Linked DNA regions of Mus musculus: region 2 is linked to region 1. Evidence: chromatin loops called from intact Hi-C (ENCODE). Cell type or tissue: heart. All regions are shown on one strand. Links, peaks and the distances in the headings refer to the core of each region. The heading gives the core; the rest is flanking DNA. Region 1 overlaps Kif1a (kinesin family member 1A). Region 2 overlaps Kif1a (kinesin family member 1A).

Evidence for each region. A loop is a pair of places that touch in the nucleus more often than their neighbours do. Peaks named below come from ENCODE experiments on the same cell type or tissue, not always from the same donor. Only the 100,000 strongest peaks of a DNase experiment are listed, where the experiment ranks them.
Region 2: a loop joins it to region 1, with 3 times the contacts of the local background. A loop is called at or near these places in 11 of 42 quality-filtered maps.

What each region holds. Positions count from the first base shown.
Region 1 is chr1:93,073,582-93,088,651 of GRCm38, reverse strand. Kif1a (kinesin family member 1A) reads left to right here. Exons shown (of 49, transcript NM_001368847.1): 2 at 6,172-6,336; 3 at 9,815-9,891; 4 at 10,785-10,964; 5 at 11,545-11,610; 6 at 12,323-12,501; 7 at 13,585-13,696; 8 at 14,767-14,844. The coding sequence starts at 6,231. Among named protein-coding and RNA genes, the nearest start is that of Kif1a, 21 kb to the left of the region's middle. In heart, for the core only: a CTCF peak has its summit at 7,519; no DNase peak of the experiment used is centred there; H3K27ac peaks cover 500 bases.
Region 2 is chr1:93,006,201-93,021,270 of GRCm38, reverse strand. It overlaps Kif1a (kinesin family member 1A), which reads left to right. Exons shown (of 49, transcript NM_001368847.1): 45 at 1-58; 46 at 661-813; 47 at 1,272-1,464; 48 at 2,201-2,319; 49 at 2,772-5,816. The coding sequence ends at 2,814. It overlaps Aqp12 (aquaporin 12), which reads right to left and starts at 14,937. Exons shown (of 3, transcript NM_177587.2): 1 at 14,262-14,937; 2 at 12,594-12,710; 3 at 9,002-9,296. The coding sequence starts at 14,868. The coding sequence ends at 9,148. In heart, for the core only: a CTCF peak has its summit at 6,619 (motif pointing left); a DNase peak (open chromatin) is centred at 6,630; H3K27me3 peaks cover 419 bases.

The sequences.
Region 1 (15,070 bases), core at 4,899-9,898:
ATTACCCTGTAAAGTGCTGGCGATGTAAAATGCGTCTGCTCGGCGGTTGAGAGCTCATGCTGTTCTTGCAGAGGTTCACTTCCCAGCACAACGCGATGCTTTACAGCCACCCATAACTCCAATTTTTCTTCCAAGCACTAGGAAGATAATATACCACAGTCAAATGATATTATTTGCTCGCAGAGGTCAGAAGAGGGCACCGGATTCTCTGGAATTGGAGTTATGGATGGCTCTGAAGGGCAAAGTGTGCTGCTGGGAACTGAGCCTCTGTGAGAGCAGCAGGTGCTCTCAACCACAGAGCGGCTTCTCCATCCTCATCACTGTACAATGCAATGCTGGGGACAGTTCTACCACGGAAATTACAAAACACTGGTGGAAGGCATTCTGTTAAAATATTCATAACTTCTGAAAAAATTTAGATCCATTGTAATCCCCATCTAAATGCCATTGACAATTGGAGTGGTTGTAGATGCTGGCAGTCCCAGTATTTGGGAGGTGGAAGCAAGAGGTTTAAGATACTGTTCAAGGTCATCTTCAGCTACTTAGCAAGTTTGGGGCCAGCAAGGGTTACAAGAGACCCTGCCTCAAAAACAAACAAAATCAATGCACCAATGATATTCTTCAAAGAAAAAAATAGTGCTTATTTACATGGAACCAAAGTAAACCCCAAATATTCAAGACTATCTTGAGCAAAAAGGACAAAGCAGGAGGGATTATAATACCTTAGTTCAAAGTGTACTTCATATCTGTTGTGATCCAAACCGCATGACAGCAACATATACCCAGATGCACAAGCAAACGGAACAGGATGCAGAGCTAGAAGTGAGCCCTGTGTCTGCAGCCAACTGCTTTGGACAAGGGTGTAAGGACAACCACACACTGGGCTGAGAATGGGGGGTACACGTCTTTAATCCCAGCACTTGGGAGACAGAGACAAGCAGATCTCTGTGGGTTTGAAGACAGCCTTGTCTACATAGTGAGTTCCAGGGCTGCTAGGGCTATCTAGAGAGACCCTATCTCAAAATAAATAAAAACAAACAACCCAAAATTAAACCAGCCAACATCAAACCAACCAACCAAACAACCAACCAATCAACCTACCTACTGAACAAATAACCAACCAACCAACCAACCAACCAACCAACCAACCAATCAACCTACCTACTGAACAAATAACCAACCAACCAACCAAGCAACCAACCAACCAACCAACCAATCAACCTACCTACTGAACAAATAACCAACCAACCAACCAAGCAACCAACCAAACAACCAACCAATCAACTAATCAACCTACCAAACAAACAACTAATCCAACCAACCAATTAACCAAAGAAACATGCTAACAAACAAGCAAACAAAAAGAAAACCAAAAAGAATACACACACAGGGAAAGGACAGTCTTTCATAAGTGGTGGGTGCTTAGACAATTGGCTGTCCGGTGCAGAAGAATGAAGATAGACCCCATCTCTCACTCAGTACAAATAGCTCCAACAGGTTAAGTGCTTATATGGAAGATCTGTCATGTAACTATCCTGATGACATAGGAGGAGTGTTCCTCCACATTACAATCAGCAAGGAGCTTTTAGAAAAGACCTCAAAGTATAGAATGCAAAGGCAAGGCTAGGCAAATGGGAGTCTTTTGGCTGCTGTACAGTGAGAGCAACCAGGAACAGCCACGCGACAGAGCAGGCATCCGCGAGTGGCTCTGTCGGCGGCAGCTTCCAAGACTCATGGCTGTGCTAAGCATTGCTTGTCTGTTGTCTCTGGGCTGCAGTTCTGGAGTCTGGAAGGCCTTGCTGAGGTGTGCTTATTGTCTGAGGCAGGCCTGTTTTCTGGCACTTCTTGCTATGTCCTCATATGGGGGATGGAAACTGGGTTCTCTCTCTGGCCTCCTTTGTAAGTGAGCCAGGCCACCATAGAGGCCTCACTCTCCTGACTCAAGTACTTTCCAGGCACTCCCATACTTTGGAGTTTGGGGTCTCAATACACAAACCTGAGAGGGACATTCAGGCTAAGCCTCCCACCCCACCTGACCTCTGACCTCTTTAGCTTTTGGATTCCCACTGCACACTTCCCACTGACTTCCACGTTGTTGCTTGCTCTGTTCATTTACGGCTCTGTCTAGTGTCTTCACCTGTCCATTTTATTCATCGCATTTTTTTTTCAGTTTGAGAATTTCCTTGTGATTCTTTATAGTTTCCAAACTGGGGCTGGAGCCACGGATCCGAAGCTAGAGCACTTGTTTGCTCTCACAGAGAATCCAGGTTTCGTTCATAGCGCCCATGTGATGACTCATACTCCAGGTTGAGGGGATCTGATGCCCTCTTCTGGCCTTATGGGCACAGGCAAAACACTTGTGCACATAGACAGTTTTTTGAACTTCAAACAGAAAACTAATTTTTTGATGAAATTCTTCCCCTCATTGACATCCTGTCTCCTTTACTGTATGATTTAAATATGCTGGTCACGATTATCTTAAAGTCTATGTTGATAATTCCTAGGTCTGTATAGTGGTACGATGTACAGGTTTTTCCCTTCTTTTGAAATCTTGGTTTTCTTCTTCATATCCCTTTATGCCCTGCGACTTTTTATTGTAATGACATTTCCAGACTCTTAAAAATATTGATTTATTTTTTATTTTATGTGTATAAGTATTTTGCCTGCATATCTATATATGTGGGCACCATAGGCTTGCCTGGAACCCTTGGAGGATACCAGAAGAAGGCATTAGAACCTCTGGAACTGGAATTACCTATGACTTTGAGATACTGGGTGGGTGTTGGGAACTGAATCCAGGTCCTCTGTGAGTGCAGCAAGCTGTTTAAACTGCTGAGCCATCTCTCCAGCCACAAGCCTTGTGACTTTTGATATGAGGGCTTATGTTACTGAGATGGCATCCACACCCTAACATTGCTGTGGCCCACTGCAGATGGTTCATCTCTTCTAGAAGCTTCAGTCTCAGATCAGTTGAGGCCAGGTAGTTGCAGTTCTCACTGATGGGGCCTTGTCTGCTGGGCTCTGCTGTATATCTGTGGGCCTCCAAGGCTGGCTTCCACGGCCCCTGTAGTCTGCAGCGCTTGCCTAACCCCGTGGAAGTCTTTGACTTTCAGATGCTCTTGGGTTGAGCTCTTACATTCTACACCTTGGGTTCAGGACTTGCCGGATGTTTTCCGGGTAGAGGTGCCTGTGTGTCCACCTTGTCATTCCATGTCCTCTGAGATCTTGGCTTCCTGATTGTTTCTCAACCACAGCACTGCAGGCTTTTCTGTCACTCAGCAACAGCTCTCTGTCTGGAAAGACTCCAGTCTTTCAGCCTCTTACCACCGCGTCCAGAATGCAAATGGGCCAGCAGCCAGCACTGATCAGTGTTTTCTGCCCTGCAGCCGGCCCCTGTAAGCCCCTGTCCTAGAATCCTGTTCCTCCCATTGCTTCAGTAACTTGCTGAAGATTTGAACATTTTATCTGCACCAGATACCCACCTGCTGGGGCAGGAATGCCAACTTCCTGACGGAGCATTTTGTTCGAGTGGAACAGCCTTGTGTGTTTGTGCTTCTAAAGGAAAGTTCCAGCTTATGGTTAAATGTGGCATAGCCAATCGTCCATACTAACCTTAATTTATTTTTCACTGCATGTATGCAAGTGTTTTGTCTGCATGTGTGTCTGTGTACCACATGTGTGCAGTGCTCATCCCATGAAGTCCAGTAAAGGACATTAGAGCAACAAATGATTGGAAGCTGCTGTGTGAGTTCTGGGACTCAAACCTGGGTTCTCTGATAGAGCAGCCAGTACTCTTAACTGCTATTCAGTCCCCTGAACTGATCTTGTAAAACATTGCTTGTGTGTGTGTGTGTGTGTGTGTGTGTGTGTGTGAGAGAGAGAGAGAGAGGGGGGGGGGAGGGGAAGTCAGTCCATGGACCTGCTCTTTCTACACAGAACACCCCTTATTTGGGTGTCAGCTTTAACTGTCAGGTTGGCACAGCCTAGACCAGTGGTTCTCAACCTTCCTAATGCTGCGACCCTTTAATACAGTTCTTCATGTTGTGGTGACCCCAACCATAAAATTATTTTTGTTGCTACTTCATAACGGTAATTTTGCTATAGTTAATGAATTGCAGTGTAAACATCTGTGTTTTCTAATGGCTTTGAGTGACCCCTGTGATAAGGTCGTTAGACTCCCAATGGAGTCACGACCCACAGATTGAAAACCACTGGCCTAGAGTCATCTGAGAGGAAAACCTGGATTGGGGAATCAGGTTGCCCATGGGCATGTCTGTGGGGAACTGTCTTGATTACTGTTTGACACAGGAAGGACCAGCCCATTGTGAGCCACACTACCCCTAGGCAGGTAGCCATGGACTTTATAGGAAAGCTAGCTGACCATGAACCTGCAGGTGACCCAAGCCAACAAACAGCATTCTGCATGGTTGCTGCTTCAGGTTCTCACCCTGCCTTCCCTCAATGATGGATGGAGGCCTGAAAGCATCAGACAATAAATTCTTCCCTCCCCAGTGCTGCTTTTGGTCTGTTTTAGCACAGCCACAGAAATAAAACTAGAACAGATCCGCAGCCAGCCTTTAAATGAGCACAGCTTTATGGTGTGTGTGATGGCTGGGGGTGGGGTGCGGCCCATTCTTTGTCCTCGTTTTTTTTTTTTTTTTTTTTTTTTTTTTTTTTCCCAAAAATCTTATCTTGCCAGATTTCACTGAAAATCCTGTTGGAGTATCTGGGTCACAGGAATCGAGCATCTGTGCAACTGAGTTTGAGGGGAATGAAAAGCTTATGACGTCATCTGTTCTCATAGACATTCTCTTCCTCTCTAATGATTTCCTCTTTCTGGGCCTGGGGTTATTCGGTCACAGGATACCACCTTGAAGGGCACAGGGTGTGCTGTGGCATACATGTGGCCTAGGACTGATGTCCCAGGGCTTCACGGGCTCGCCTGTGTCCACCTTCCTCCCTAGCTAGGATGTCAACACAAGGAGACATGGTCCGCCTGCCCTTCTTGGGTGCCCACGCATAGTCTTGGAGAAGGTGCTATCAGAGTGGCTGGCACTGTGCCTGGGGCTGGCTACAGGGCCTGGCATGAGGAGTGAGCTCAAGTCCAGCTCCCAGCAGTTTTCCTTCTCGGTGGATTTGTCTACCACAGTGGTAGGGAGATCTGCCGCTCTCCTGCAGCCTCTGAAAGAGCTGCTTACTGAGGTCCATCAAGCTGCAGTTCCAGCTTATGTATGGGGTCATTGGCTTCAACCCTACCCTGTCCACACCAGACTCACCCTCAGTCCAGGGTGAATCACAGCAGAGAAAGGCAGGACCAAGTTCAGACTGAGGCCTGTCGGTTTCTAACCTCTGCCTGAGGAACCCTGTAGGTGCATGGACCCCCACTTTCTTCTTTTTTTAAAATTCAGTTTAAAATGTTCTATACAGTATATTTGGGTTGTATTCTTTCTCCTTCCCCAGCTCCTCCCAGTTCTCCCCCTATTTCTACCCACCCAACTTCATATCCTTTCTCTTAAGAAACCAACACAGGGTAGGGGGAATGTCCAGGGAGTCCCCCACCTGCTCAGGGGGAAAAGGGAAGGGTGGTGGGAGGGGATGACAGGGAGGGGGACAGTGAGAAGGATGTAAACTGAATAAATAAAAAGATAAAATTAAATTAAAACAAACAAGAAACACACACACAAGTAAACAAAAACAAACAACAACAACACCGTCTGTTTTGTATTGGCCGACTATTCCTGAGTGTGCAGCCGGCCCTCCTGTGTGGTTGATATACCCAGTGTTACCCATGCTCAAAATCCACACAAATTTAACCAAGACAAAATCCCAGCATTGAGAAAGGGAAGTGGGCACAGAATCCAACTCGTAACCCAGAAGCCATTTTCAAATGACAGCTTCTGGGAGAGGGGAGACAGTTTTCTTCACCAGAGGGTCACCTTCTTCTTCTGGTGCTGTTGGACCCCTTACACTCAGCTTAGATTTGTGCTGTTAAAAATTAGTGCTTTTCTCACCTGTAGCTACCTGCTCCCAGTTCTGGGTCCTGTTGGTTGGTCACCACGTGGTCACTGGGGGGGAGGGGATTGAAGGGAGTGGAGAAGGGCACAGCCAGGCATCCTTTGACAGCCTCTTTGAACATTGCTCCTAATTTGTGTTTCTCTTTCCCTGCAACAGGTGACTCTGTCCTCTCTGGGGCAACTGCAGCTGCTGAACTACCAACCAACTCCACAGAAATGGCCGGGGCCTCTGTGAAGGTGGCGGTGCGTGTCCGCCCCTTCAACTCCCGGGAAATGAGCCGAGACTCCAAGTGCATCATTCAGATGTCTGGAAGCACCACCAGTAAGTACTGGTTGTCATGGCTACACCATCAACTGCTGATCACAACATAGGACCATGCCTACTAGCCAGACCCAAGAGCCAACCTAGTCTAGGTCCGAGAGTCCCGAGCCTTCCTCACCCACATGGTGTATGGGGGTCCCAGGGCTCACCATGACTCTACCACAGATGAGGGATTGTCAAAACAGAAATTTGTTCTCAGGTTCCGGAAGCCAGACATTCAAAATCCAGGCGTGGGCAGGGTGCTTCCCCTCCATTCAGGGGACCACGCCTGCTGCCTCTCCAAGCCCCTGGAGGTTGTCCCCTGCCTGGGCTTGTGGCCACATTGCTCTCACTTCTGCCTACATTGTCACATGTGGCCTCCCCGCTCTCTGTGTCCCTGTGTTCTGGTTGTTTGAGATGGATCCTCAGACTGTATCTTAAGCTGGATTAATGTCCACACTGTAGCCCAGGCTGTCCTTGAACTATTATGTCAGTTTCATATATTGTAATTCCAGGTTGGCCTGAGATGCAGACACATGCCACCATGCCTGGATGTATCGCTGTGTCCTCAGGTGGCCTCTTTACAAGGATATAAGGCACAAGTTAATTCAGTATGCCCCCACTTTAATCACGGTCTTTATAATCTCGTTTTCAAGCCTGCAGTCTCAGCTACTCAGGAGGCTGAGGCGGGAGTCTCATCTGATACTTGGTACTTGGGTACCATAGTGAGGGCTTGTCAAAGAAAAAAAGATGCGGTTTCCAGATAAGACCACACCCTAAGGTTTTAGAAATATGAATTGGGGGGTAGGATGGGGGTGGAAGCCAACACTATTTAACTTTGATTATAGCCTTTGGGTTCCAGCTCGCCACTTTGTTCTTTGTTATGGTTCTCATTTGGTCATGTCAGACTGTGACAAGTGGGAGGTGTGGTCTAATCTTGGGGATTATGAAGCAATAAACCAGGGGACAGCCCTTGCATAAAGCTGGGGACATAGACCTGCCCCCAAAAGTTCCATAAGCAGCAGGATTTGACTGAAGTCTCTGAAGCGCTTGTCTGCTTTCTTAATGAGATGTGACTGACAGACAGAGAGGTGGGCAGATCACAGTGGGAGGCTCCCTGGATTTTCCAAATCTGACAACCACACCCAGACTGAGGACAGAACTCAGCAGGACCATCTGCCTTGGCAGTCCCTCCATTCCTCCACTAGGGGAGCTGTTAGCCTTGCTTCTGACTCCCCAGGTTGGCTGCTCTCACTTTGGAGGTCCTCTGCAAATGGCCCAGTGTTTGAGTGGACTTTGCTGATGACAATCCACCTAAAAAAGCTTAAGTCTTAGGATAAGAACTGGTCATCACCTCTGTTCAGGGCTGTCTGGGCTTGGTGGTCATGTGAGCCTGGGACTCATGTGGGTTCTGCCCACTGCCTTCCACAAGCTTCTGCTGGTACAAATTGTACCCGATGGTTGGCACCAACAGTGACCTACGTGGTCCGCCCTCAGGGGGTCAGGTGATGACAGGACTCACGCGGTGCTCTATTGTTTCTTAGTTCACAGGCAGCTGCTGGAGTTGAGGGTCTCAGATGTATCTGTTTCTGCCTCTTTGGGTGACCACTGGGCCTATGGAGGGAGGAGGAGGACTTTGGGACCAGTATGAGTGCCCCAGGCACCTTTTGTTATTCTGTAATTGTCATCTGGGTGAATAGTGTTCTTTGCCTGAACCTTCCAGAACTAGCAGTCACGTCCTCAGTACATCTGTCTGTCTGTCGCTGACACAGCCAGCCTGGGCCAGTCAGTGGAGTTCATGGGCTTTATTTACGCTGTGTATCCTCACTATACAACGGGACAGGCTACACCTCTTGTGTTTATCTCTCCTTAAGCCATACTTTATACACAGAGGTCACGGAGATGATGTGGGCTCTGGGTCAGTCATGTCCCTCTGCAGGGACTCAAGGCAGGCTGATGATGGATCCCTGGGCCACTTTAAAGAGTCATCCCAGGATGTGCCCTGAACTGAATCCCAGAAGAGCCAAGGATAAAGAGCCAGGGAGGAAGGGACTCCACTGTACACTTGGCTTACTTGGGACTGACCTTAGTGGGTCATCTCTTTAGGCCTCAGTTTCCCGACCTATGCGAAGGAGTACTTGATGCTTGGTATTCCCTACGGTCCCAATCCAGGTCACTTCTGAACCCTCTAGCCACACAGAGAAACCTCTGGGGTCTGAAGGCAACTGGATCTGCTCAGCACACACAACCTTCTCTCTGCTGTGTCCCTGGCTGCAGGGGGACATTCTGATTCCGAGAAAAGTGCCCAATTAATTTCTTTCTCCCTGCCACTCTGCACACTGCCCCACCCCCACCTTTGTCTTTCCCACTGGGTGGCCACCCCTGTGCAGGCCCCACAGACCTTGTATTGTGCAGCTTCTCTTGAAAGAGCCTGGCTCCCAGGGGCCCAGCCCTGGTAAGGGGTTGAAGGGATGGAGTCTTTAATGAGCTGATCCAGGGGACTGGCTTCCAGGCCTGCATGGCCCCATTTCAACACCCTCCTGGTTCCACAGGACAGCCCATTGCTTTCTGGCCTAATGGGCTCCGCTTCTATGAGAAACGGACTGTTGGGGGAGGGGTTGTTGGCACAAACAGGCCTCTGCAGGTTGGCCTGGGGGCTGTGGTAGGACTGGTGCACTCTGGGAATCCAGGCCCTCTGGGCTATGTGAACTGTGCGGAGTCTCTTTCCCTCTCAGGAGCTTAGGCCCCATTTGCAAGATTGAGGAGACAGGTTGTTGGGAACAGGAGCAAACAGGGCCCAAGCCCAGAGTTCTATGCCAGGTGGGCCCCACAGTGGATTCTCTTATAGCTTGAAATGAAGATTGCCTGCTACCCCATCTCCTCTGAGCTTACACCCTTCCAATGTCCTGGGTGGGCCTCACTTCAGGGAGCTTAGGGTCGATGTGGGGTACGATGATGATGACTCCAATATCAGGACTCCATAAGAGTCAGGGAGGATGGGGACAAGCTCAGGCTTGTCCAGGAGTGAGGATGGGACCAGGGCAGGGAATTTGGGATTACATGGAGGACAAGATCCACAGTAGGATAGTGCACATGTCCCCCACAGATGCCCATATGAGCTGTGCAGGCATTAGAGTGCCTGCAAGAGATAGGACTTGGAATGTCACAGGGTGCCCTAGACTTTAACTGTTTTGGAGATACAAGTGTGCCAAGCAGGTCAGGTAGACCAGTAGGCTATAGAACCCTGACCTAGGGGAGCAGGGGCCTGCAGTATGACTGTCACCAGGAAACAGGTGTGGCCTGGTAGAACCCTCTGGCATCTGTGAGTCCATCCCAATGAGAGGGGCAAAGACTCCTGTGTGACTGCAAGTGGGTCTCTGGTCCCACCTAGTTTGGGGGTCTGTCTTGCCTGGGACCCTCTGAGGATTAGGGTGTAGTCTGGATAGTTGAGGTTTCACTGCATAGAACTAACCAGCTTTATTATCTGTGTCCCTTGCAGCTATTGTCAACCCCAAACAGCCCAAGGAGACACCCAAGAGCTTCAGCTTTGATTACTCCTACTGGTCACATACCTCGGTGAGCTGCATCTGGGGAGAGGCAGGCTGGTGTTGTGAAAACTAAACCAGCCTTGGTCTCGAGACCTCCTTAAGCTGCATGTTCCCCTATAAATGGGATGAAGACTCTGCCCTAATCACCTGAAGGGTCACTCTGAGTTGATCACCAACCTATAAGGATCAGATCCTTATGTGCACAGCTGTGACCTTCCACTGTGTCTTCTCCTCTTTCCAAACTCAGAAATCCCAAAGCTGAGCCCCGCCTGTAAGCTCCAGCATCCCCAAATGCTGAGAGATGTGGACTTTGGGCCCTTCCCTCCCCAGCCCCCACATCCAGTCCACATCAAGCCCTGCCCATGTTCCTTCCACCTCTCCCTGGATCCTTCTGGAAACATGCAGTCCATTCCCTCAATCTCCCTGGTCTTTGTCTCTCTGAATGTGGTCCCAGAATTCCCCAGTACTGTTCCCTGCTCAGTCCTTCCTCACAGTTACGCCCTTTGGCTCGACCATGCTGTTTCTCTGCCTGGGGAGTCCTCTGCCCTCGGGATAATGTCCTGATGCCACAGGTCATCCCAAAGGTCTCTCAGCCCCTGAGCCCTGCCTCCTTTTAATTCAAGTTATTGCTAAACCCACCACTGTCACATGAACCGGCTGGGTTGAGTTCTTACCTGGGAGTCTTCCAATATACTCCTCACTCTGCTGTGATCTCTTTGTCCTGCCCCTCCCCCACTCCTCAGCTACCCCCTGTCTCGAATTTGTGACTCAGAGAACCCCTCGGGAAGCTACCCCTGTCAGGATTAGTATGTACCATAGCACAGCTTTTCACCTCAAGGCCCTGTCCCAACTTGGGCTCTGAGGACTCAGGTGCAGTTTCAGAGCCCATACCCTCCTAAGCTACATCTCTTCTCTCTGCAGCCGGAGGACATCAACTATGCCTCTCAGAAGCAGGTCTACAGGGACATTGGGGAAGAGATGCTACAGCATGCCTTTGAGGGCTACAATGTGTGCATCTTTGCCTATGGGCAGACGGGGGCCGGCAAGTCCTACACCATGATGGGGAAACAGGAGAAGGACCAGCAAGGCATCATTCCACAGGCATGGCTGGGGCCTGGAAAGGAGTGGGAGGTGGCCTGAGAGGAGGAAGGGTAGGATAGGAGGGAGGGAAAATGGCTTGGGATGGGTTGCAGGAGGCCAGTCTTTGAAGGTACTCAGTGGTGGCATATACACAACATAAGGCACTGGCAGGATAGATGGTCTCTGTGGGAGCTGTGATGACTGGAGTCAGGTGACTGGTGGCCTAAGGTGTGACCACATTCTTAGGATACAGATGGCTCCTCAGAAGCCACTCAAAGTTTGACCGTTCCCAGCCCTTTTCTCCTCCTGGTAGGAGATCTCAGGGTCTGGGCAGCACTTGTCCTAGTCAGAGAAGGAGGAATGCTCAGAGGAGCGGTGGCCCCACCCTCTATGCAGATGAGGACAGGCAAACAGATAATCTAAGGAAGGGTAGATACTAACCAGGGCACTAGAGTAAGAAGACTGGATGCTTGCTTGGTTCAGGCCTTTACATTAGAATGTGCATTTTGGAGGGACCACGGGGGTCTGGTAAAACAGCACCCTGCCTGGGTACAAGGTCAGCAGCCCTCATCAGCTAATGTGTTTTCCTCCATCTCTGAAGCTCTGCGAAGACCTCTTCTCTCGAATCAACGACACCACCAACGACAACATGTCCTACTCTGTGGAGGTATGACGCCCTACCTGCCATCTGACTCTGAGTGTAGATCATGGGAGTTCGAAGTGTGGTTGGCATTGCTTTTCTGACCTAAAATGAGCATCTATTCCTGTCACTCATCCACACGATGACTGTCCTCATCCCCACGTGGGAATTGGTAGCTCAGGGCTCAGGGGTGATGGGAAGTTGACCCCTGGCAGGTGTTTGTGGTATAGCTACTTATTCCTTTCAGTACAGGAGCAGACACTACAGAGCCACAAAGCCTGGGCTATCCTGTGGCTGAGGTAGCCCCAGGGTAACCAACCACAAGGGCTTATGCTATGTGGCTAGTGTCAAGATGGCTCTCAGTGGGAGAGGACTGGGCAGATAAAAGTAGGCTGACCCTGGCTGAGTGTCCTTTGTGTACACTACCCCTCTGGGAACCACTGTCCTACCTTGGAGTCCCTGAGGGTGTAGCTTGGTCCTGTAGGTCAGTTACATGGAGAGAGAACTGGACATCTGGAGAAGGCTGACACTCACACTCATACAGAGCCCACAGTCTGGATTTCCTGTATGTCCTACCCAGAAATCAATCCTCTATTCTGCCATAGAACCCTGCCACAGAGCTCTGATGGTGCAGCCTAGCCTCACTTTGGGAGTCCTGATGGTACATCTCAGCCTCACTTTGGGGGTCCTGATGGTACAGCCCAGCCTCACTTGGGGTTCTGATGATGTTGCTCTGCAGGTCAGCTACATGGAGATTTACTGTGAGCGAGTCCGTGACCTCCTGAACCCCAAGAACAAAGGCAACCTGCGTGTGAGGGAGCACCCTCTGCTGGGGCCTTATGTGGAGGACCTCTCCAAGCTGGCTGTAACCTCCTACAATGACATCCAGGACCTCATGGACTCAGGGAACAAGGCCAGGTATGTGGGGTGACTTGTTCTCCTTAGCCACACTCTCCCCTCTTGCCCTGTCCTTATAGCACTACTAGCCTCACCTCATGATAAGTCAGTGTGGTGGCTCCCAAGAGGATAAAGGACCTCATGTGGCAGGCCACTGAGGACACATATCAGCTTGAGAGAGGCCTTGGTTTCCTCCTGCATGAGGGCTGCTCCTGGGCTGAGCATATGGGCTGTGTGGCTCTGTTACCTCAGCAACAGGACTCTGACAGCAATATCAATAGCTCCGAGGTAGTCTTTGTGCCCAAGGGCAGCTTTTCTGTCAAGCCTAGGTCTAGAAACTGTGAGGGTCATCATGGTGACCATAAGCAATCTACCCCCTTTTTTTAGCCTGGGACACTGGTCGCCATGATGGTCTTACTGACACATATTGGTAGCCCCAGATCGCTCAGGTGGCTGCCTTCAGCTCCTGAGGGTGTGTGCATGTGTGTCCCAAACTACCCCTAACAGCCCCTCAGACTTGTTTATAATAAAGCTCCGTAGTACATGTAAGACTGTGACCTTTGCATACCAGAGATAGGTTCTGAGCTGTTGCCATGAACCCCAACTTGGGAGATTCTATGAGGTTCTTGGCAGGTTGGGGCAGTGTTGAGACCAATCCCCCCACCCATCTCAGGCAGCCTCGGACTTTTTACCCTGAAGAGCCACTTATATGGTCCCTATTACCTCCTGTGGGCTTTGGCTACTGGGGACATGGTATGCTCTTTGGGTTCCCCAGAGTCACTGGAGGAACATTGAGATGGGTGATGGACACTTTCCCCTTCCAAGGGGTGTCCCCACATCAACGCCTGTGAGGATTTCTGTCCAGTTGGGTGATATTGATTCTCAGTAGCAGGAGGCATCTGAGACACCATTTCCCCCAATATGCATGACAGCATAATTGACAAACAGGTGGGAGTTGGGCTTGAGTTCTGGCAGGCAGTGTGGTCACACCCAGGTTGGAGAGTGAGTTCCAGTGACCTGGGTGAGCACCCTGGTACCTCTGGTAATGCTCAGACCTGACCCGGGGTAAGGGGCAGATAACCTCAAGCAGCTTCCTGCTCCCAGGACTGTGGCGGCCACAAACATGAATGAGACCAGCAGCCGTTCTCACGCAGTCTTCAACATCATCTTTACCCAGAAGCGCCATGATGCAGAGACCAACATCACCACAGAGAAAGTGAGTGTGTAGCGTGGTCTGGGGGAGCAGGTTCCACCTAGCACGTTAACTGTAGTTGGGCCAGGGGTGGAAGGTTACAGTGGTGTTTATGAGCCCCTGGTACAGACTAGCAGGGCAGGGTCTCTCACTATCCCTGGAAAGATGGGGTCCACACTGGGAACAGGACATGTGGTGGGTAGTGTCTTCTTCAGCACAGAGTAGCTATGCTGAGGGAGCATAGCCCTGGCATTCCCCACTTCAGATGCCCCTCCTACAAGTGACTCTTTGACACATTCAGGGGATCAGAACACGGCCTGGTTGTTGTTTCCTGGGGTCTTTATCTTAATCATTCGATCCTTGGGCTTCTGGAAGGATATCAGGGACATTCTGAGCCTCTTGTTAGTCTCTCTGTCCCTTTGCCCGAAGGTCACCCTATGCAACATTCTCTCAATCTCTTGGGGAAAGAGCTCTGTAGAGGAGCCAAGTAGGGTCCACATCAGTCACCGATAGTGTTGGGGACACCTGGCCCCGGTGTGATGCTCCCAACTATGTCCCCATGAAATAGTAACAGCCTTAAGAAGAGAAGTCTGGGGCCACTTGAGAGGACAGGTTTCACTGCCAGGGTTTCTCAGAGATGGTCCCTCTTGTGTCCAATATCTGGTCAGGAGAGGCTGTGCCTTCCTTGGGTCATGTGACTGACTACTTCTCTGCAGGGAGCCTGGCCAGGGCCCTGTGAGGCAGCCAACAGCTAAGGCCTTTTGTGGATCTGGGTTTATGTGATTAGATGTGATTAGAGACATCTTCGAAAATGGATGATAATACCTAATTGAGTCGACCTATGTTGCCAAGGAGGCAGGGCCATGGGCCATGTGCACAGCTTCTGAAGAGGTGCTTAACTGGGATAGAACATTTAAAAAGCTGTGAACAGAGATGAAGAAGGAAACTGGGGCCATCAAAGATGGAAGGATACGAAGGAAGGGTGTGTCTATAGCTCTTCAAGTAGCTAACGAGACTGTCCCCAGAGGGGCTGCAGCAGCCTCACTTCAGGGGCTTGCAGCAGGAGATTGTATTTGATGCATCTGTCATTTCAGGTGAGCAAAATCAGCCTGGTGGACCTGGCAGGCAGTGAACGAGCCGACTCCACAGGAGCCAAGGGCACGCGACTCAAGGTAGGGCCAGGCTATCACAGCCAGAAAGAGCAGTGAGGCCCAGAGGCCCAGAGGCCCAGTGTCCAAGCAAATGCTGCTCCAGAGAGGGCTGGACAGGAAGTCTGTTTGGGGACAGAGCAAGATTGGGTTACCACCAAAGGCAAGCCTAAACAGGATGGGGGTGGGTGGGTACATGGGCGTTCTTTGGCGTTCAGTAGACAGAATACCAATCTTCATACTCCAGATC
Region 2 (15,070 bases), core at 3,755-8,754, 66 kb after region 1:
CTCCCTCCTCCACTTGCCCCTCTCTGATCGAAGGACGATACGGTGCCACTGACGTGAGGTGAGTGAGCTCTGTCCTACTCGGAGAGCTTCTAGCACCTTAAAGCCAATTGGTGATAGTTTCTGGGACTCAGGGATGGAGAAAACGGGTTCAGGGGACTGTGGGCACAACATGGGACTTAGGGAAAGGTAGGGCATGGCAGAAGAATGTGCTGGTCTTCTTGGAGGCCCCCCTGTCCAGCTAGCTCACACAGCTGTACCATGCCCTCTCTTTCTCAGCTAGCACAAATAAAAGATGTATTAGTGAATAACCCCAGAAAGACGAGAACCGAAACACTCCCTTTTTAGGGACAGGGCTCCTAAAATACTCAGTGTGTGGGCTTTAATACAGGCAGAGGCTGGGGATCGTCCTAGAGGAGGGAGTGGTATCTCCCCAGCAATGCAGAGCCAGCCCTGGCTGTACCACAAGCTGCTGGCTTTGGAGTTCTCATTTACTCCAGCAGCCCTGGATGGAGGCGGACTCTGTGAGACCCAGGATCTCCTCCTTTTGGACAGAGACAGAAAGTCCCTGAGCTCTCCCCTAGCAGCTGTGAGGAGGGAATTACCAGGGAACACCAGTCCCTTGAGGAACCCTGGCAGAAGGCAGTCACCTTCTATTTCCAGGACCCCCCAGCCCTGCTCCCGGCCCGCCAGCCCAGAGCCCGAGCTCCTGCCAGAACTTGACTCTAAGAAGACTCCCTCCCCTGTTCGGGCAACAGAGACAGAGAAGGAGCCCCAGCGACTGCTGGTCCCTGACATCCAAGAGATCCGAGTCAGGTATGCAAGGTCTTTCCTAGAATCAGAAGCATTCTAGAAATAGGGAACCAGCCCTGGCCCATGTGCAGGGCCCAGCTTGGTGTCAGGGGATCGCTCACCTCTGTACGAGGTAGGCAGGGTCCTGTGGCCCTCGTGGTAACAATTGGAAAGTGGAGAGCAAGTGAGTAGGACAGAGATGGGGAGGTGAGTGGGGGAGAGATGGGGACCTAGTGGACTCTGGACTCTGGGGCTTTAGCTTTTTTCCTCTTGAATTTCCCCACTGAAAATTGGGGACTTGTCCCAGATGTGAGATGGTGGTTCTGTTCTTGGACATCCCAAAGCAAGATCTGTCAGCCACCCTCTCCCCATACCTGGTCTTCCTTCCTGAGGACCCTAGTGTAGGGCAGTAGAGTATGAGCCCCTGTGTTGGCTCTGTCACCCCAACTTCTCGAGTCAACAGATGTGTCTCCGCCTCACAGCCCAATCGTCTCCAAGAAGGGATACCTGCATTTCCTGGAGCCACACACGGCTGGCTGGGCCAAGCGCTTTGTGGTGGTGAGGCGTCCCTACGCCTACATGTACAACAGTGACAAGGACACGGTGGAGAGATTTGTGCTCAACCTCTCCACTGCGCAGGTGGAGTACAGCGAGGACCAGCAGGCCATGCTCAAGGTGCGGCCAGGGCCCAGCTCGGATGCACTTAGTTCTCCAGGAGAGGTGTTCCCTGTTCCCTGTTAGGGCATAGCCCCTGACCTGTTCCTGTCTCGGGCTCAGCAAGGCTCCTAGTAACAGCTCTTGGTGATGGAAAGTATTGCTGTCATCCACATCACTAACAACAGCTAGGTCCCATCTGAGGTTGGCAGAACCTCACAGCCCCTACAAGCTGTCTTGCCCAAGGCACTGACTGACTGACTCATGGTCCTCTGCAAGCAGGAGCCAGCTCCTTCCAGCTCGCCATTGAAGGGAAGGTTCTCCAGGCCATGTGGAAGGAGGCTGCAGTACCCATTGTGTTTTATTCCCTGTGTGCAGAGAGAGTTATATGAACCTAGTTGCTATGCACACCTAGCACAGAGGGCACAGGTGAAAAGGGCACTCCGGGCTGGAGAGATGGCTCAGTGGTTAAGAGCACCAACTACTCTTCCAGAGGCCCTGAGTTCAATTCCCAGCAACCACACGGTGGCTCACAACCATCTGTAAAAGCCACAGAGTACTCATATAAATAATAATTAAAGAAAAAAAAAACCCAAACAAACAAAAAGGAGAAAAGGGCACTTCATCCAGGGTCCCAGGCAGTGATGTGACCCACAGAGATCAGACTCATTTCCAGGGTTTCTGAAAGTGTTCTTTTTTGGTGGTGGCAATGGCCATGTTACCACGATGCCTTCTCACCAGCAGCTTCCCTCTACAGACACCCAACACATTCGCTGTGTGCACGGAGCACCGAGGCATCCTGCTGCAGGCCAACAGTGACAAGGACATGCACGACTGGCTGTATGCCTTCAACCCGCTCCTGGCTGGGACCATCCGGTACGGGCTGGGCAGGGAGATGGGCAAAAAAGGAAATGCCATATGGAAACCTAGCAGATGTCATTCCTCCAGGGGGCTGGAGCTCACAGGGCTTCGTGTTCTTGGGACTGGGGCTTTCTTGAGCATGCTGGTACCTGTTTGTAAGTCGTTGATGCTCATGCAGTAAGTCAGCTGAATGCAGGCTCTAATGGATAGACCCAGGCTCCTGTGGAGGGATTCCTCCCCTTCCATGTCACAGGCTTGATGAAGAGCCATGGGGGAGCTGAGGTGCCACCCAAAAGCACGGGCATATTCGATATCAAGTCTCTATGAGCCTACGGGGATTAAGGAAGACCTGGGGATCTGATGTGTTGTCTGGAGGACTGCTGAGCAGCCTCTGGCTGCTGGCAGACTTGGGGGTCAACTCCTGGCTCTGACTACAGGTTCTCCCCTTCGCCCCTCCACCCTTGCAGGTCCAAGCTCTCTCGAAGGAGATCTGCGCAGATGCGGGTCTGAGTTGAAAGCCTTCCGGACTTCCAGTGGCCCAGACCACTCCCCTGTCCTTACCATCTGTTCTGTCATCTGCCACTCAGCCCTTCCCCCCTACCCACCACCAGGGGACACCTGTGCTGGGCCCAGCAACCCTACCTCTGGAGGGAGGCCTATACCACATGACGAATTGTGCTCCCCCCAGAGGTTGTGCGTGTTGTGGTTTCTTCCAAAATTGCTCTGGTGGGAAGTTCGGAATGCCAGGAAGGTCAGAGGGCCCGAGACCCAGGGTATTGCCGCTGTTCTAATATTTTTTTAAGCATAGACAGACTTATAATTAATATACATTAGTTAGTGGCGTTGAAACAGTCCTCTGAGACATTAACTATAAGACTGTGTTCTGTTTATAAGTATTTATTTCTAATGCCTCCAGGTAGGGCTGTAAGGTTCATGTGGAGCTACCTTCTCCTATCCCCCCTTCAGCCTGGCCCTGTTGGTTCCCACCTGTATCTCCAGCCTGCAAGGGGCAGAGGGAGGGAGGGACGTGAACAAACCATGGCTCCTCACAGCCTGGCACAGGGAAACTCCGTCCTGGCCAGTTTTGTCTGAGATGCACCTTGCATGGTACGTGTGTGAGAGGTTGTGCAAGTTCTGAGACTTAGACAATTCAGAAGTCACCCTTCTGAGGGAACAGTTCCCAAAATGGAGCAATAAAGGTGGTGTGAGCAGTTTCATCTCAGAGCGAGGAGGATCAGGTGAGGGGTATGATCCAACCTCGCTAGGCAGACTGGCTCCAGCTGAGCTGTGTCCAGGCTGTTGGGTAGGCGGCTGCGTTTACACACGGCTGTGGGTGACAGAGGCCATGGGTGTTCAGAGTGGGGCCTCTGACTGTAGCCTTGGGTGTCAATGAGCAGAGGAATGGATATGTAGCTCTGGGAAGTTCCGTGATCAGTGATCCCAGTCTGCCCAGGGGTGGCGCTCCTGTAAATCTCAGCAAGAGAGCACAGGAGGGTGACCTCGTGGTGGTCTTGGTAAAGGGACTCTTCTGTACCTTCTGTACCTGGGGACTTTTCATACCACTGGTCCATTTGGAAAGCCAGAAACCAAACCTCAAGTCCCCAGGACCCATCAGGAGCAGTTACACTCAGCATCCAGCTATTCCAGGAATCTCTCTCCACCTTGGTCAGCCCCTCCCCCTTCTGGATCAGCTGATGGATCTAAGCTCCCCATCAGCTCAGACTGTGTCCACATGGCACTGACATGACCTGGATACTCTTGTGACCAATGTTCACAGCATCCCTACTGTCTGGAAGGTCATAGAAGGTTCTGGCTTCAAGGTCCCTTGGCATAGTTATCAAAGGTCCTGCTCTTTGTCCAGGCATCAAGATTCAGGGTAGTGGCAGGGCTCATGCTGAAAGTAGTGTGTGCACCCGCCAGCCAGTGTGAGTCCAGTGGAAACTGAGAATTCACCCATCACTGGGGTCAGGTGCCATATGGGTAGCCACCCTCATGCATGGCCACCCTCATCCCCAGGACTTGAGCTAATAGTCATTAGCATCAAGTGCCAGGGAACCCTCTCCATGAAGTATAGAATAAGACTCATTCCCAAGAATCCAAATCAAGGTGCCCATCCCAGAGCAAGATTAAACTAGAAACCAGGTGACCTGAGCTGTCCGCGGTGGACTGTGGAGGCAGGAGGTTGAGATACAAAGTGGGGAGAAGACACCTGTGTTAAGAAGCTCACTCTGGTGCTCATGACCAGGAGGGAAGGAGCGGGTTGCTTCAATTTCTTGGTTCCCAAGGGCCACACAGCCCCCAGCAGGCAGAAAGGCAGTCATGGCTTGCCACACTCGCTCAGGTCAACCAGCCTGAAGCTGAGGCCTTGCAAGAGTCCAGCTCCACCCAGGAGGTGGGTGTCTGAGGCCAGCCAACCTCCAGAGCACCTGTGCCTGGGTCGGGTTATAGAAAGGTTGGGAGCTCTAGTGCCCACCCCACCCCCATTCAGGGGCCATGCCATACTGGCTGTCCTGGCATTGTCTACGAACCAAGATGGGCTCTCGGCTTTTGTGGGGGTCCTGAGTCAGAACCTAGTAACCAGAACTGATGGACCAAGAAATCTGTCCACAGCTCAGGAAACCTGATTTCTTCATGCCCCACCCCCTTGCCCAAAATTACCTGTATTATGCCAGCTGAAGGTCATTTGTCCAACAGCTGTGACGTGGAGGGATGACATGAGGACTAGGGATAACCTAGCTGAGGCCCGTTTCCTGCTTGGTGCAGAAAGTGAGATGAATCTAGAAACCCACCTCCACAGACGTTTTGGTTTTGATACTTAATGTTGCTCAGGCTGTGACCTCAACTTAGTTTGGGATAATCATCAACTTTCCTGGAGAAGGGGAGTTGTTTCTGCATCCGGGGTGGGGCGGGGCCGTGCTGTGTTGGGTTCCTGTGAGACCCTGCTTATGCCTGGATAACACTTCTAATGCCTCTTGTCCCAAGCAATCATGCCAGCACCTTATTCAACACACACACACACACACACACACACACACACACACACACACAAATGTACTAAATGATTCTCCTCCTCTCTCCTGGTACCTGGAGACCCCTGGCTATCATGGGATTACTGAATGTGGCTGATGTTACAGATGTGAACAAGACTAAGATGGTTCTCTGCTCCACTCAGCATGGGGACTTCATAAGACACATTCCTTTATCCCTGGGACCGGAGCCATGCAGTCCCTCAGGATGGACAGATATGGCTGACCTGAGTCTCTCCTTGAGCCTGGACCTCCTGTGGTTTGTCTATACCGAGGGGCCCCTGCAACTCAGAGGCTGTTTCCCTGACCTGTACATATGTGGTTGCTGTGGGCTCCCCCTGGCCCCTGTGTCATAACCACCTGACGTAATGACTAGTATCCTGCTGTTTACACCCGAGTGTTAGCTGTAGGCTCCTGTACTGTTTGTGTGCACTTAGGGCTCTGTCCAATTAAGAAATAAATGTGGCTCTCATGCAACACACATCCATTATGTCTCTGTCTGTTGGCTGCAGCTGAAAAAATGCTCACAGGGGCCTGTATCCAACCAGAGATGGTACTGGCTCCCTGGTGGGGAGGGAGGTGACTTCTTAGAGATCCGAGAGGCAGATAGTGAGAGAGCTTTGAGAAGTGCCAGATGGTGCTATCTCTGAGGCCACCTGCTTCCCTCAGATCCAACCTATTCCAGGTATCCCTACCTGTATGTACCTAGCTCTAAGCAAGCTGCTACTCAGCAGCTCCTTCCCCCAGCGGCCTTTTGGGGTGTGGTCCCTCAGAATCTCTGGCCCACAGGGTGTGTACAGGCCTCAGGGTCTCAGAACTTCCTAAGGCACTAATATGAGGCTCTCCCGGGGCCTTAGTGGTTCATGGGTCTATACTGAGTCTTGGGTTTCAAGAAAATGGATACACAACCCAAAGTCTATCAACAAGTCAAGAGCCCAGTGGTCTACAAGCTCACACTCGTAGGTGATTGGCTAATACAGAGCCGCACAGTTTCTGGGCAGAAATAAAACTTGAGTATACGTATGCTTTGTTTTCAAGAAGTGCTGATCCTGTAGGAGTTTGGATTCTGCCTGCCAAGTGGATTCTTTATATTTTTTTAAAATGGATTTTTGTCTTTAACCCTTTGAGAGAGAAGACAGTTCATTTAGCTTCTATTTGTTGTGGAAGATGGGATCTATGTGGGCTGCAAGTGATAGCTGGTTACCTCCAAAGGTCACTGCTGGATTGCTTGGGGCCCTGAGAGAGCAGAGCTGTGCTCTGGAGTCTCCTGTGGTGCCACCCTCTGGCTGCAGATGGTACTGCACTAGGCAGCAGCTGGGGCTGCATCAGTCTCTTGCTGCTGTGGGTGTTATTGGGTCTCAGATCTGGTAGGCTTGAGGCTTGTGGTCAGTGGAGACCAAGAAGGATCAGAGGGCAGGGGCTACCCTTGCTTCCACTTCTGAACTGTAGATAGGTCACTGTGTTATCTTCTAACTCTGAGTTCAGTTGGCTTGGCCAGCCTGTGAGTGTCCCAAAGTGATGAGGATCTTGCTAAAATCCCTCCCAGGTGCTCCAAAGCTAGGGTCCAAATTCCCAGAGATGCAACATGGCCCTGGGACACTCAAGGTCTGGAGAGCTACATTGTGACTTGGTCATTCCACACCAAGCAGGGCTAGCTTTGAAGTCACCTGGTTCAAGATTAAGGGGTGTTTTCATAGATTAGGGCTGGCCAGGGTCTGGAGTCATCTTAGGGCAAGGGCAGATTCATGGAAAACCACAAACAAACAAACAAAAAATCAAAACACTAAACAGGGAGGCTGTGTCCCTCCTCCTGGTCCGTCAGATGTTGAAAGCTCCATCTCAGCACCTAGGGGGGAGAGGCCCTGCTGGATGGCTCCCACTGTGTGGATAGAGAACCACACAGGCTGAGCACCTGAAGACCATCACAGCCATTTCCCAAGCTCAGATACCAGCATCCTAATTTCACAGTTCTGTGGGAGGCTGCAGGATTGGACAGTCCTCAAAGACAGCCAGGTGGGGGCTGGAGAGATGGCTCAGCACTGGCTGCTCTTCCAGAGGTTCTGAGTTCAATTCCCAGCAACCACATGGTGGCTCACAAGCATCTATAATGGGATCCAATACCCTTTTCTGATGTGTCTGAAGGGAGCAACAGTGTACTCGTGTACATTAAATAAACTTAACAACAACAACAACAAAAAAGGCAGCCAGGTGTATTGCTCATGGCCACACTGCTCCCTCCAGACTCCCCCAGGCTGCCTCTCTGCCCTGCCCCCCTTACCCACCTCTTTCTCCCTGCAGAGCAAATCGGTGTTTCTCTGCCTTTTCCAAACAGATCTTCAGAAGAGGGGAGGGAGGGAGGAAGTGAAACTGCTCTGGCCAACAAGTGTTGTGTTTTGTTTTTGCTAGAAACAGATTTACTTTCCACCAAAAAAAAAAAAAAAAAAGATGCATTTTATTTTGTTGACATATCTTCATCTACAGCATTTTAGATACTCCTCCACATTCCCAGGTCACTTCAAAGACACACCGCAGTGAAAGCGATCTATTTTCAATAGTCTTAGAAACAACAGCGAGTCGAACATCCATGCACCTGACTGAGAATTGTGTGCGGATACCACCCCCACCCCATGTCGTGTGTGTGTGTGTGTGTGTGTGTGTGTGTGTGTGTGTACATGTGTACAAGCATGTACATAAGGCACTCACACGGCTTCTAGAATGGTTCCAAGCTATCCTGTCACCACCACAGCACACGTGGCTCTTATGCTCTCCCTGTATGTCACCCAGTACAGCCATCCTACACGTCAAAGTGTTATCTCCTCGCTCTGCACGTCTGGCCCACGTTCTGCTGCATCACGTAAAAGGACTGTGACCCCAACACTTAGATCACAGCAGGATTCTTGTTCCAGCCATCCATGCAGGCCATGAGGAGCCTGGACTGCTATGAGGAGCTGTCTTGCTCTCCGGATGCCAGCTCTGCTTCTGATGTAGCAACTAAGATACCACCCCCAGCCCTGATGCATCTACAAAGCCCTGCATGATGCTAGCAGGCCACAGCCCATATCCCCATCCATTGTAGGCAAACTGCCCCATGCAGGAGTACCACTTCTGTGCTCCCAAAGCCAAAGGCCAGACAGAGCTGGCTCTCCAGTCCCCTCCAGTGCCCATCACCCATTCCCAGGTTAGTCACACCAACCCAGGGGGAAAAGGCTAGGGGTTTCAGACAGGCAGCTCTGCTAGGATGGGTAGGCAAAGAGGCCGTTGGAGAAGGTGAAGGATCTTCCTTCTCCTCAGTGTGACCTCACCAGTATCCAAGAAACCCAAACTGCCTCCTTGCTTTGTCCTCTAGTCCTATCCTACCACAGAGACAACTGGCCCAGGGACTCCTGGGATAAGGTTTGGCCTAACTTTAGGGGCTAAATAGCCATTGTCCTAAGGGAAGGAGATTTAATAAATAGCAGTGCCTGATCCTTGGGGTTCCCAGAAAATCTCAGGCCTCTTTTGACTGTGGGCTCCCAGGGATATCCAGGCCAGGTTATCACGACCTGGGCTTTTTGCCAGTCTTTGTGGCCTTGCTTTTTATTATCACTCTGTAAACGGGATGTGCAGTAGGGGAAAAGGACTCACCCACACCTGTCCTTCCAGAAGCTTCCTGCAGGCAAGGGAGACAGGCGGATCTTAACAGTGGTTTATTGGCAAATGATTTTGTGGCAGGGAGACCAGACCTCTCAGGAGGCGAGTGAAGCTGCGGTGAGTGAGACAGCGCAGCTGGACCCCAGTGGCTGCTGCCCTGGCACCTGTAGGGCACGGCCCTTTGCCACTACTCCCCTTTGTGCATCTTGGCGTCCACAGAACCTGGGGACAGCTTCCCCCTGGGAGTTCGGTATTTGCTTTTCTGCCGGTAGAACAGATTTCTCTGGAAAAGGCGGGGAAGGTGGCCCTGATGGAGGAGGACAGCCAGGATCATCCCTGCAAGAGATGGGGTCAGGTCGCAGAGCAGCCTGAACGTAAACTGTCACCCAGGTCCCTGCAGGCTCCTACCTGAGTGCGGGTCTGGCTCTTTCTGGCTGCACCTCTCCCTGGACCTACCCCTTAGCGTTGGGAATAAGCTGCCTATAGCCCAGAGAGCAGCCACGGGAGGATAACGTGTTTCTAGATTATGCTCTGGGGATCCAGGACTCAGGATGTCACACAGAAATGCCCCATGCCATTTTCCAGTTCTATACTGCAGTCTCTCAGGTTACTTCAGTGTGTGACACTATGGGCGGGGCTGCTTTCAGTGACTGGAGGTTGGCGGGGGGGGGGGGGGGGAGGGGGCGGGGGTAATGTGCTGGATAACTATAGGAGGGAACCTCAATTTAAAAAATATCTTCATAAAAATCTGGCTATGGAGCATTTTCTTAATTACTGATCAATGGGGGAGGGCCCAGGGCCCAGCCCACTGTGAATGATGTCATCCCTGGGCTGGTGGTCCTGGGTTCTATAAGAAAGGAGGCTGAGCTAGTCAATGAAGAGCAAGCCAGTAAGCAGCATACCTCTGCCTCAGCTCCTACCTCCAGGTTCCTGCCCTGTATGAGTTCCTGTCCTGACTTCCTTTGATGTGGGAGTGTGAGCCAAATAACCCTTTCCTCCCAAGTTGCTTTGGTCATGGTGTTTCATCACAGGAATGAAAACCCTGACTAAGACGGGAAGAAGATCGGGGTTAGACCAGGGTTGGGAAGGACCAAGGAGAGGGGAGCTGGCCCAATCTACATTTGTTTCTCTGATATTCTAAGTCCCCACCTGGCCTCCAGGTCCTTACAGGGATAAGGTGGCCAGGGAAAGAGAGATATGATGTTCTTCTGCTGACGGTCTAAGCACATGCTGTAGTGTTCCCTACATGGAACTCCCTTGGTCCCACCCATGTGACCTGCTTCAGTTCCTAGCAGCCACTGTGCTCCAGAAAAAGCTCCCTGGCCATGGCCTGACTTGCCCCCACTCCACTGCTGGCCTTGGCCACTGGCTGAAGCAGATGTGGTATTCTGGGTCTAGAGGCAGAGAGGGCACCTGCTCAGGGGCTCCCAAGCACCACACATGAGCTTGCAGTTCTTCCCCAGCAGAGGGCGCTGCCTCACAAAAGCCTTGTTCTTTTTTTGGGGGGGGGGCTTGGGGGGTTGGTTTTTCGAGACAGGGTTTCTCTGTGTAGTCCTGGCTGTCCTGGAACTCACTCTGTAGACCAGGCTGGCCTCGAACTCAGAATCCGCCTGCCTCTGCCTCCCAAGTGCTGGGATTAAAGGTGTGTGCCACCACTGCCCCGCAAAAGCCTTGTTCTTAATGATGATTCTCATTCTCTCTCTCTCTCTCTCTCTCTCTCTCTCTCTCTCTCTCTCTCTCCCACCCCCACCCCCACCCCCCACCCCTGCCCCCGGTGATTTGATTTCAGTTCCTCACACATGGGTGACAGAAGCAGTTTTCAACACAGAGCCACCTCCCCAGCTCCTCATAGCTTGTAAACTCAAAGCTCCGTAAACTTGTTTTTTGCCTTGGCGATTTCCAGATGACCAAGGTTCCTGGAGCCAGGTGTGGTGGTACATGCCTGCCATCATTGCCTGTCATTCTGTCACACCAGGCAGAAGAAGGGTCACAAGTGCAGGCTGACCAGGTCAGAAGTAAACCCCACATCAGAGGGGTGAGCATGGGGGCAGCCTACACAAAGTTAGGCCAAAAACTGAAACATTAGGGTTGGAGAGAAGGCTCAGCCCGTAAGATGCTTGTCTCCTAAGTGTGAGGACCTGAGCTTGATCTCTGGCACCTACGTATAAAAAGCCCGACAAACTGACCTCTGTGAGTTCGAGGCCAGCATGGTCTACATAAAGAGTTCTAGGACAGCCAGAGCTATAAGGAAAGACCCTGTCTCCAAGCTACGACTACCCCCACAAAATCAAAGCACAGTGACATATAATTGTAATCCCAGCACTTGGGAGGAAGAGGCAACAGGTTCTCTGGGGCTTGCTGGCCAGCCAACCTTGCCTAGCCTGAGAGCTCTCTCTCCAACAACAGCAGCAGCAGCAACAACAACAAAAACAACAACAACAAAGCTGAATAGTGCCTGAGGAAGACACCCAGAGTCGACCTCCAGCTTCCACATGCATGTGTACCTACACACATACTCACATATGTGAATGCATGTACACACATGCACATACACTTACACACAAATCAATCAATTGAAGCTGAAAAATCTCAGAGGAGCCTGCAGTCTGTACTTGGGGCAAAGGGATAAATAGGAAGCAGCCGACAGAAGAGTGGCCCCTGGGAGTAGGGCATGTGGGCAGAGAGAGGGGCTTATCTTTCCTCTCGAATTCCAAGAACCGGGGTTACAGGTTGCAAGACCATCTCAGTCATCATTCCAAGCTTGTGTTGGTGGAGAGAGCTGGGGCTTCCCTCTCCGTTCCCCTCGGGTTGCAGCTCTGTCCTGGTTTCTGGCCAAGTGTGGCCCTGGAAGGAGTGGAAAGCTCCCAAGGTTCCAGTGGACCTCAGCTATCTGGTAAAGTCACGGTCAGTGGGGGTGAATTCTAGTGCCTGGGCCCAGTGCCAGGGAGGAGTGGCCTCTACCTAGGTCAGAACTGCCAATCCCCCAGAATTGTCCAGATCCTGTAGCTAGACAGTTGGTGGCTTTCTCTGGCTTACTCCAGCCCAGGGACTTCACTGCTATTTGTCATTCAAACCTTGGGTGACTGGAGGGGGATCCCCTCTGTGCTTCAAAGAGTCCCAGGGCAGATCTGTTAGGAGCTGCAGGCCCTGAACCACCCAGGTCTGCAGCCCCAAAGGGCATAGGGTCATCCAAGCAAGACCTGTGTGTGCCAGAGGTTCTATGGTACCAGCACTCTGCAAGGCAGCTTTAACTGGGTGTGTGAAGATACACTGGGAAGGGAAGCCCAGATATAAGGGAACCTACTGCCGCCTGTCCCTTCTTCCCAGGAAGGGCCCTTGGAGGGTTCAAGTCTCCCTACCCCACTCTCCACCTAACACTACCCCCCTTCTGTGAGGGTCCAGGTGGAGACACACCCATCTTAGTCACTTCCTCCAACTGTCCACACTGCAGAGATTAAGAGGACAGATCAGAAACCCTTGTTGCTTCACCCCACCCCACCCACCCCCACCAAGACCCCAGAGAGCTAGGAAAGATGGCCATATTGTGAATCTGTAACCAGCAGTCTCCTGGGTGTCTGTGTCTGCCCCCTGCTCAGGGACACTACCCAGGCCAGCCTTGCTCCCGCTGCTTACCTGCGACAGGACCCAGGCAGTACACGTGGGCATACTCCAGCAAGGTGTTCCCAGGGCAGTGGAATGTGACAGAGGCAGCCAGGGCAGGATTGAAGAAGGCAGATGTGTAGGGCCCTGCTGTGGACAGAAGCAAGTAGTTCTCATGAGCTAGCTCTGCCTGAAGTGGCCTGGACGGTCAGGCCAGGGAACCCCCCCCCCGAGACCACGGTGCTAGACACGGGACTGGGGACTTGGGGACAACAGCCCTCCTTGTTGTATGCGAGTGGTCACAAAGAAATAAGGCTGGTTCCATCAAGGCCAAAGGTCACAGGAGAGGAACTGGGACTAGGGTCTCACCAGGAATGTCTGACACACAAGTCCACACCTCACCCTGAGACTCCTGCTTTGATATTTTACCTCTGCCTTCTGGGAGGTGGTCCAGAGGGATGTGGGGAGAGATGGCAAAAGATACGGGCAAGAAAGTGGGGGGGGGGGGGAGGAGGAGGGAAATGGAGACACACCAAGGAAGGAGAGCCAGAGAGGGGAGACACAAAATAAATAAGGAAAGAAGGCAGGGAGAGGGGTAGAGGGCAAGATTGTGAAGGAGGAGGGGCAGGGAGCTAAAACCAGTGACGGTGACAGAGATGTCACTTGCAGATCTTGGGAAAACTGTAGAGGAGTCGACGGCTAAGTAGCCACAGAAGAGAAGCGGGTTGAGGGGAGCAGCTGAGCCAGCTACTATCTTTCAGGCCATGCCAGGAAGCTGGGCAATGGCACTGGGCAGGCAGAAGGAAGCCTGGGCCTCAGGGAAAGCAAGTGGTGTATAGACCTAGACCTGGGTGCCTGGCACAGGCAGCTCGACCGAGGGAGTTCGGAACCCTGGCCCTTAGGGTAGAATACAGCTGCTCCTGTTCAGGTTGCTGGAAACCATCACCCTCCTGTGTTCTCTGCATAGCTGGCCCCAGTTTATCCTGTCACAGCAGGGTGCTGGAGGTCCTTCCCAAGGTCTTGCTAGTACGGGGTCACCAAGTCTTGCACTGGGTCGGCTCAGCATCGACTTGTGCTGTTTCTGCTTTCTGGGCTCTTGGCCTCTTGGAACAAGCCTTGAGAAACTTTTGCTCTTGCCTAATGCACCATCTATGGCATTCATGGCTCTGAGGAGCAGCTAGCTGATAGCCTACAGTGCTCCCTGTCCTGGGATCATCATGTCCTGGGATGCCTCCCTCAATGTGGGCTAATGAGACCTGGGAAGCAAAATCAGAGTGTGGGCCTTGAGTCAGCCTGACCTGGGCCCAGAGAAGCACCTAAAAGAACACAGTCAAGATGACAGCCGGTTCAGGGCAGAAATCACCGGCATGAGAGGCTGCTGCTGTTTCGGGACTGAGTGAGGAGGGTGGAAGGACCCGAGAAGAAAGAACAACATAAGACTTGCCATGGGGTGTTGGTGGGCTCGGGAACCTTCAGAGCACATCTAGGACCGAGTTTTGAAGTTGCTCCAACTGCTAGGAATTGGGGACAGATATGTGGTACAGGAATCCCCTACACACAACCCCAGGTCTAGCCTTCCAGCCCCTATCCTCCTGTGAGGGGGCCTAAGAAGTAGCTATCCTCGTGTCCAAGGACTTGTGGGCCCCTTGGCCAGCGTTGCTGGGGTCCTGCTAGATCTAGCAGAGAGGGGAGCAAGTTTACCTGTGTAGGCCATGAGAGTGACCAGCAGGGCCAGGGCAGGCACCCTGTAGACAAGAAGGCTGTGCTGCAGGTGGAGGAGGCTCAGATGGAAGAAGAAGGTGCAGGCACCCTCCACGAGCATGCCCTGCAGCACGGATGTACGCAGGGTTGAGCTGCAGTGTGCAGCCATGAGGCTCTGTAGTAAGTGTAGTTCGCTGAGCTCCCAGGCCCAGCAGCGCTGGGTCAGGGCACAGGCAGCCTGTGCACCCAGCACCTGGGCCGACAGTTTCAGCAGAGTGTTGGGCAGCGATGCCTCCACCATGAGGAACTCCTGCAGGGCCACGGTGGGGTTGGCAGAGGCCCCATCGAAGGTGACCCCATGTACCAGGAAAAGCAGGAAGACCAGGGTCAGCAACAGGTCGGGTCCGAAGCCCCCTGCCCAGGGGCCAAGCTCCACCAACACTCGCATCTCCAGGCAGCAGGCTGCCAGCTGGGCTGCGCCTACTGCCCCCCGGGCAAAACTGGCATAGGTACCTGCTGGAAGCAGGGCTTTAGATGCCCTTCTAGCCACCTCACAGATGGCACAAGTAGCAAAAAAGAAACAGAGGGACACATTCAGACTGGCCATCAGTCTGGGTTCTACAAGGAGCAAGGACCTGGTGACGTGTGGGAGACTGGCTGGTCCCACAGCCCAAGGACAGAGGAGCCGTAAGAGATTGCACTTGGCTACTGGGAACACCCACACCTGTGACCCTTACAAGTGACACCATTGGTCACAGAGCCAAGTGTTGCAAGGAACACCCACAGAGGACCCGCCCTGCTTGGCGTCT